Regions from separate parts of the Homo sapiens genome. Here region 1 is linked to region 2. The links are chromatin contacts, found by Hi-C in ENCODE. All regions are on one chromosome and are shown on one strand. The core of a region is the stretch at or near the end of the contact, and the rest is flanking DNA. Distances in the headings are between cores, read along the strand shown.

Region 1 (3,519 bases), core at 526-3,025, 5.5 Mb after region 2:
CCCTAAGCAGTTTCCAACTTGACTTTTCTTTTAGCTTAGTAATTGTAGGACCCCAAGATTTATCTTCCTTTCGCAGGTTGGAAGGAAAGAGATGCCACACTACCTTTCATGAACTAATGTCCAAATCATACATCATCACTTCTGTGTTTTTCAGTTTATTATGAGCAAATGAAGTCACTAAGTCCAGTACATACTCGACAAGAGGGAATACACAAGAGTGAGAATACCAGGAGTAAGAAATCACTGGGAGTCATCTTGAAGGCTGGCTAGCAATCACAGTTTGCCCCCTGACTACCAATTCTTCATGCCATTTTAACGTGCTAACCACACTCCCCTCTATCCAAGGTCCCCAAAAGTTACATTTTTTTAAATCTCATGTAGTTTTAGGTATTACTATCCTATTGTCACATCAGCTTTAAGTCCAGAATTTTGTCTTCTCAATAAGATCAGATGTAGATGAGGCTTTCTGAGCTTAGTTCCTTAAATTCAGCTCCTAGAGTACAATTCTTCTTGATCTGTAGACTTTTGAAACTAAGGAGACAAGTTCTCTGCCCCCATGCCTGGAATATACAGTTGTGGGGCTGGCACAGGATAATCACTACAGACCTGTTCTGCTCCACTACGACTAGATTAGCCACTGCCACTCCTGTTCAAAAAGGGGGAAATTGGAAGTACAAACAAGTTGCCAGCCCACAGTAACTCTGCCATCCAGTCTCAAGGTCTAGGACTCCATGACTCCCAGTTCCACCATCTGGGCTCCTGGTTTCATGCCCTGAGTTATACTTCCTTTTTTGTGAAATGTGGCATGTGTTTGCCAATGAGTCTTTTTCTCAGTCTGATTCCTGCTTGTACAAGTTTGGGGAGAGGGGATCCAAAGGCCTGTTCCTTTCAGTCCAATCTGCAATGTTTGTGTCAATATAATTATCTTTAAAAAACTTTATAGGTCTCCTGTGAATCTCATCGGGGTTCACTCCGTTAAACAAAAGTGCTACCTACAAATCCCTTTGAGATAAGTCCATCTCTATCTTGGGCTTCTGCTAATACTGACGAACAAGCCTTAAGCCTTCTGGAGGCCTTGTGGTTTGACTGATGGACTCTGTGAGCCACACCATTAATCTCTTTAAGGAGCTGTTAGTCTAACTGAATGGTATTCTCAGGCACCGTCTTTGCTTTTTTTTTTGAGATTTTAAAGGATTTAACCGTCACATCTCAACTTCACCTTTGTTTTTTTCTGGCAGTACCCTGGATTTGATATTTGCTTGGAAACTATTACTATTTCTTAGTTTTACGCCATTTGCAATCAGGCGAAGCTGAGGACTTTAAAAATCATCCAAAGTCGTCAAGGTCCATCCCTTTTGTGTTTCGTCTTGCTTATCTCATTTATTTTACTATAAACAGCAAAAAGAAATGAAGGACAGGAGGGAGACGTTCATGGGTGCTGGACATGTCCTACCTGTTGGTCTGGATAGAAGATGCATGGTTGTATGGATGTGTACAAAGTCATCAATGTGCACACTTAAAATGTATGCACTGTATTGTATTCCTGCTATACCTTCGCTTAAAAAAGAAAAAAAAGGTTGAATGTGAGTTCGGGCGTGAGAAAACAGCAGCGCGCATGCGTGAGCGTGAGCGCGCATGCGTGAGCGTGAGCGCGCTGGGAGGCCGGAAACAAAGGTGGATGCGCGTGAACAGACGCCCTCGCAGGCCGCCGGAAGCAAAGGCGTGAGCGCGCGTGCGTGCGTGTGCGGGTGCGTGAGCGTGAGCGCGCGGAGGCCGGAAGCGAGCGCTGCGCAGTCGGGTGGTCGCGGGCCATGGAGGGTAGCTTTTCGGATGGCGGAGCGCTGCCGGAGGGGCTCGCGGAAGAGGCCGAGCCGCAGGGCGCCGCCTGGAGCGGGGACAGTGGCACTGTTTCCCAGAGCCACAGCAGCGCCTCGGGGCCGTGGGAGGACGAGGGCGCGGAGGACGGCGCGCCGGGCCGCGACCTGCCGCTGCTTCGCCGCGCCGCTGCGGGCTACGCCGCCTGCCTGCTGCCCGGGGCCGGGGCGCGGCCCGAGGTCGAGGCCCTGGACGCGAGCCTAGAGGACCTGCTTACCAGAGTGGACGAGTTCGTGGGCATGCTGGACATGCTTCGCGGCGACTCGTCCCACGTCGTCAGCGAGGGCGTGCCGCGCATCCACGCGAAGGCCGCCGAGATGCGGCGCATCTACAGCAGGATCGACCGGCTGGAGGCCTTCGTGAGGATGGTGGGGGGCCGCGTGGCCAGGATGGAGGAGCAGGTCACCAAGGCCGAGGCCGAGCTGGGCACCTTCCCCAGGGCGTTCAAGAAGCTCCTGCACACGATGAACGTGCCCTCGCTCTTTAGCAAGTCTGCTCCCTCGAGGCCACAGCAAGCCGGCTACGAAGCCCCCGTCCTGTTTCGGACCGAAGACTACTTCCCTTGTTGCAGTGAAAGGCCTCAGCTCTGACGGCCTGACCACTGCGGCAAGAGGACCCCAGCTGGGGTGCTTACCTCCAGTATGAAGTGAATTGCAAATCCTGCTTATGGACATATATGATGTTGGAGTGTGGGATTTTAAAGTTTACTTTCTACAAACTCTCCGTAGTATATTCATGATTCAGTGTAGAATGTATAGACTTTATGTCTTCCAAGTTTAAAAAAAGAGACAGGGTCTTGGTATGTTGCCCAGACTGTTCGGAAACTCCTGGGCTCAAGTGATCCTTCCACCTCAGCCTCCCCAGTAGCTGGGACTACGGGGTCGCCACTGCACCCAGCCTGTGTCTTCCAGCTCTAATCAGAAAGCTGCTTGTCGAGGGCATGGGGAATCAAACTGAATGAACTTTTCTCTGCACTGTGGCAAAACTGTTATTTTTATGGATTTTACTAAATGGCGTTACCTTTTCAAGATTTATATGTTTGTATAATCATAAGAAAATTGAGCCATTAAAGCCTTGTTATTCAATCCTAATAGTCAGTTTTCTAGAACCTACTTTTAGGGTAAATGGTACATTATTTAATATTATATTAAACCTCCTATAGCGTGGATTGTAGACCAAAGGAAATGGTACAATTTCTGAGAATATATGTTGATTTTTTGTGACTAATTCCAAAGTTGTATTTGAAAGTATGACCTCACAGTCTTCATTTGTCCATAGCAAACATATGTGTGTGTGTGTGTATATATATATGTGGGTTGCCAATGTTTGGTTTATAATTTAAATGTTAATAGAAATTTTGAGTTTTATTGGAAATGATTTCCTTCTGAAAAGAGCTTTACGTATTTCCTTGTGTGTGTTTGAAATAGACGTACTGCTCATGTGCTTTTTTAGTAGTGGGATAAAGAAAAGGGGCTTGAGTATACCTCCTTTAGAGAGCTAATGTGAAAAGCTGTAGCTTCTATTTCAGAGCATGGTATATTTCTTTTCTTTTTTTTTTTTTTTTTTTTTTTTGAGACGGAGTCATGCTCTGTCGCCCAGGCTGGAGTGCAGTGGCGCAATCTCGGCCCACTGCAAGCTCCGCCT
Region 2 (3,428 bases), core at 929-3,428:
CACTTCCAATCCCACCAGGACATGGCAGGGGGCCGGCTCTGCGCCAAGCCCACAGGACTGGACCAAGGCTCGTCCCACTCATCAGAGGGACAGGACCAGCCCACAGTCCTGTGCACCCCGGGCCAAGCCTCTCCTCCCCCACTGCCACGTTCTCAGGTTAATGACAAGCGAGTAAAAGGGAAGATCCTACTCGCTGACATCCCCAACCACACGCCCACCTCTCAGAACTAACAGCTGCCCTGGTCAAGGCTGACAGGAAGAAGTGCATGTTGGGGACATGGCAGACACCCCAAAAATGGCCGGGCAGGCGGACGAGGCACCCCCAGGAGTGACCAGATGCCACCCCCAGTGCGTGTCCCTCCCAGAGCTCTGCAGAGGACGCCTGTATGGAAGCAGGTGCTCAAAGATGGGCAACAGAATCACAGAGAGCAAAAGGCGTCTGCGGAGCCGACAGCCCCAACCAGGAGCCAAACCCAGACCCCAGAGGGAGGTGGCCAGGCCCGGGCAGGCAGGGGAGACCTGGGAGGCCGGGTGCTGAGGCCCAGGGCAGAGCCACGCCCTACAAAGTTCCAGGACACAGAAAGGGGGACCCCCAAACCGCAGCTGTCATCCTCAGCTGCAACGGCAAATAGTTACCCCACGGTTCTCCCCCAACCCTGCCCCAAGCTGCAGACGGGTACACAGACGCGCAAAGGCCACGCGCTAGGAGCTCAGCGAGGACGGCCGCGGTGCGGGCCCAGCCGCCAGCGCCGTTTTCTTCCCGAGGGACGTGTGCTCCCTGCCGCGCTCCTACAGAAACGGTGGAGAGGCCGGGGAGGGGGGGGGGGCTCGGGCTCAACGGAACACCCTGCGCACCCGCCGCCTCGGCCCTAGCTCCAGGCCCTCTTGCCCCAACTCTCAGGGTTTCACCTCCCCACTCAGGGCACCGGGAAGGGCGCGACCGCCTTCCCTTTTCCCCACTGGAAGGGAATTCTGTCCCGGCAATCACGGAGACGACAGCAAAAGGGATCTGGCCCAGGCCGGGCTTCCAGACACCGGCGCCCTTGGAGGCCGCCAGAGAACGCTCCAGTCTCGGCCCGGGGCTCAGGCGCACGGACTCTGCCTTTGCAGCCGGGTCGAGGGAAAGAGAGGCTCCGCGCAGCGGCTCGGGCCGGCCCAGGACGCGGGCGCTGCAAGATGGCGATGGTGGCAAGCCCGGCGCCCGCCCGTGCTCCCTGCTTCCGCGGCCGCAGCCCGCGAGGAAGGCGCCCCGGGACCTGGGCGGGCCCAGGCAAGGGCAGGTGGGGGCGCTGGGCCGGTCCGGGACCTCGCGGAGTTCGCGGGAACGGAGACCCCGGGCCCTCCCGCGTCACCGCCGGGGGCTGCGCTTTGGGCCCGGTCTGAGGGCAGCGGCCTCCTCCACGGTCATACCCGGCACCCGCGCCCCGTCCCCTTCCCCCACAGCGCGCGGCCACGGTCGCCGGCGGCCTCCCCGCGGGAGGCGCGCTCCCGCGAGTGGCCCGGGAGCGCGCGCCCCAGGACACCCCGAGCTGCGCACGGCTCCCGCCCCATCCCGGCCCCGCAGGCCCAGCCACGGGGTCATGACCGGGGACGGGGTAGCGGCCGGGGATCGGGACCCGGGGTGCCGTCCCGGGTCCGACGGGGCTGGGGTCGGTGGAGCTGGGGGTCCGGCGGGGCAGCCCAGAGGCCCACAGGCCCTTTTGTGTCACCTGCACGGGCCGCGGGCGGGGAGAGCAGACTGCGGCGCTCGCGCACACGCAGCGGCCCGCGCATGCGCAAGACCCTTCCCGCGGTCCCGCCCCCGACCGCGGCCACGCGCGGACGCCGGCGCGCACGCGCACTCGCACACAAAGCCGGCGGCCCGCGGGCGCGCGCTCGGTCCGCCCCCGCGCCCCCCGCCCGCGCGGCACCCGCCCCGCCCCGCCCCCGCCCGCGGCCGGAAACGCGCGCGCGCGCGGCCTTACCAAGCGGCAGGCCCTTGTTGAGCAAGTGCGAGCTGCCCATCGAGAGGCGCGAGCGGCCGCGGGCCCCGACCACTCCGGCGCGCTGCGCCGCCGCGAGCCCGGCGCGTGGGGCGGCCTCGGCGCCGTCCGCTGCTCCGCCCGCCCGCCTGCGCCTGGCCGCCGCCGTGCCGAGTCTCCGCCGCGCCGCTGAGCCGCGCTCCGACGACCGCGCGGGCGGGGACACGGCGGCGCGCGCGGGCGGGGCCTCGCGGTTGGTCTCCTGGTTCCCAGCGCGGGCGGCGCACGGACTCACGCGGGCGGCTCAGGGCCCGCCCGGCCGGGACGCGGCTGCGGGGCGGGGCGGGGCGGGAGCCTGGCGGGAAGCTCGCGGGGCTGCAGCCCGGCGGAGGCCCCGGGCCTGGTGTTCCGCACGTTCTAAACCGCCTGTCCCCGAGGAAGTCGGGCAGGGTCGGGCCGGACTCAGCGCCGCTGGCGGGAGCGCCGTCCGCCCCGAGGACCCTGCGGGCCCGGAAGCCGAGACAGGGCCGCCCACGTCAGCGCCTGGCGCGGGCCCGAACGTAAATGGCGCTCCTCCGCGCCGCAGCCGCAGCCGCCCCGCTCCCTTCCCGCTCCGCCAGCTGCCGCCCTCCCGCGCTCGCTTCTCGCCCCGCGGCCTGGCCCGTGCGCCTCCGAGGCTGGCCAGGGGCACCGAGGCCGCGGGCCCCCCATCGCCCCCACCCGAGCCCTGATTTACCGTCCGAGAGCCGGCGGCACATGGGACCCCGAGAGGAGAAGCGCGCCTGCCCCAGTGCGTCCCCAGGCGGGGGAGCCCCGACTCCTGGAGGGACCGCGTCCTGCCCGGCCCGGGAAGTTCAGGGCTGGAGAACCCCTTCCCCGACCCCATTTCTCTTTTAACAAGAGTAGGGTTTGTAGCTAACCAACGTCCTGACAGCTCAGCTCTGCTTTCCCTTTAAGCATTAATATCAAAGCCCTGCCTGCTACCGGTGAAGCCCCGACCCGGGAGGGCCCGAAAGTCCCTTCAGGGAGAGGCCGCACTGGGCCTGCTCACCCAGGGGCTGCCCCTGCAGACTCTCCCGAGGGGCCCAGGGATATTCCTCGCGCCGCGAGTGGACGCTTCCATCCACCCCATGGGGAGGGCCTCTGCGCGTGGCTACTCTGAGCCCTCTGGAATGCCGAGATAGTTGCATAATTTCAGAAACCACGGCATGGAGACGGAATGATGCAGACTCCTATCCGCGAGATACCTGCTGTAATTTCGCTGTGGTTCGTGAGGACGCGTCCTGGGCTGCCCTGAGAAGCCTACGTCTCCCCTTCGAGGCCCGGGAAGACCTCCAACCCCGCTGACAATGCTGGGCCCTCAGCCAGACCTGCCCTGCGTGCCACGTTCTGTTCTAAGATCGGGCTGCCGAGCTGTGGCCTGGAGGAAACCTGGCAGGTGTCACCAGAGCTTTGGGGAGGGTGAGG

What was found. A loop is a pair of places that touch in the nucleus more often than their neighbours do. Pooled maps may share reads with other maps.
Region 1: a pooled map shows a loop between it and region 2 (29-fold over the local background). The contact joins the promoter of BLOC1S4 here to the promoter of CTBP1 in region 2. A Hi-C loop is called at or near these places in 2 of 37 single-sample maps with no recorded cell type and 5 of 50 pooled maps.

What each region holds. Positions count from the first base shown.
Region 1 is chr4:6,714,399-6,717,917 of GRCh38, forward strand. BLOC1S4 (biogenesis of lysosomal organelles complex 1 subunit 4) reads left to right here and starts at 1,776. Exons shown (of 1, transcript NM_018366.3): 1 at 1,776-3,266. The coding sequence starts at 1,812. The coding sequence ends at 2,465. RefSeq lists enhancers at 1,496-1,695, 2,178-2,817 and a silencer at 1,976-2,025.
Region 2 is chr4:1,246,952-1,250,379 of GRCh38, forward strand. CTBP1 (C-terminal binding protein 1) reads right to left here and starts at 2,179. Exons shown (of 10, transcript NM_001012614.2): 1 at 1,965-2,179. CTBP1-DT (CTBP1 divergent transcript) reads left to right here and starts at 2,489. Exons shown (of 2, transcript NR_033339.1): 1 at 2,489-2,521; 2 at 3,160-3,428. RefSeq lists silencers at 1,068-1,787, 1,958-2,887 and enhancers at 3,258-3,307, 3,368-3,428.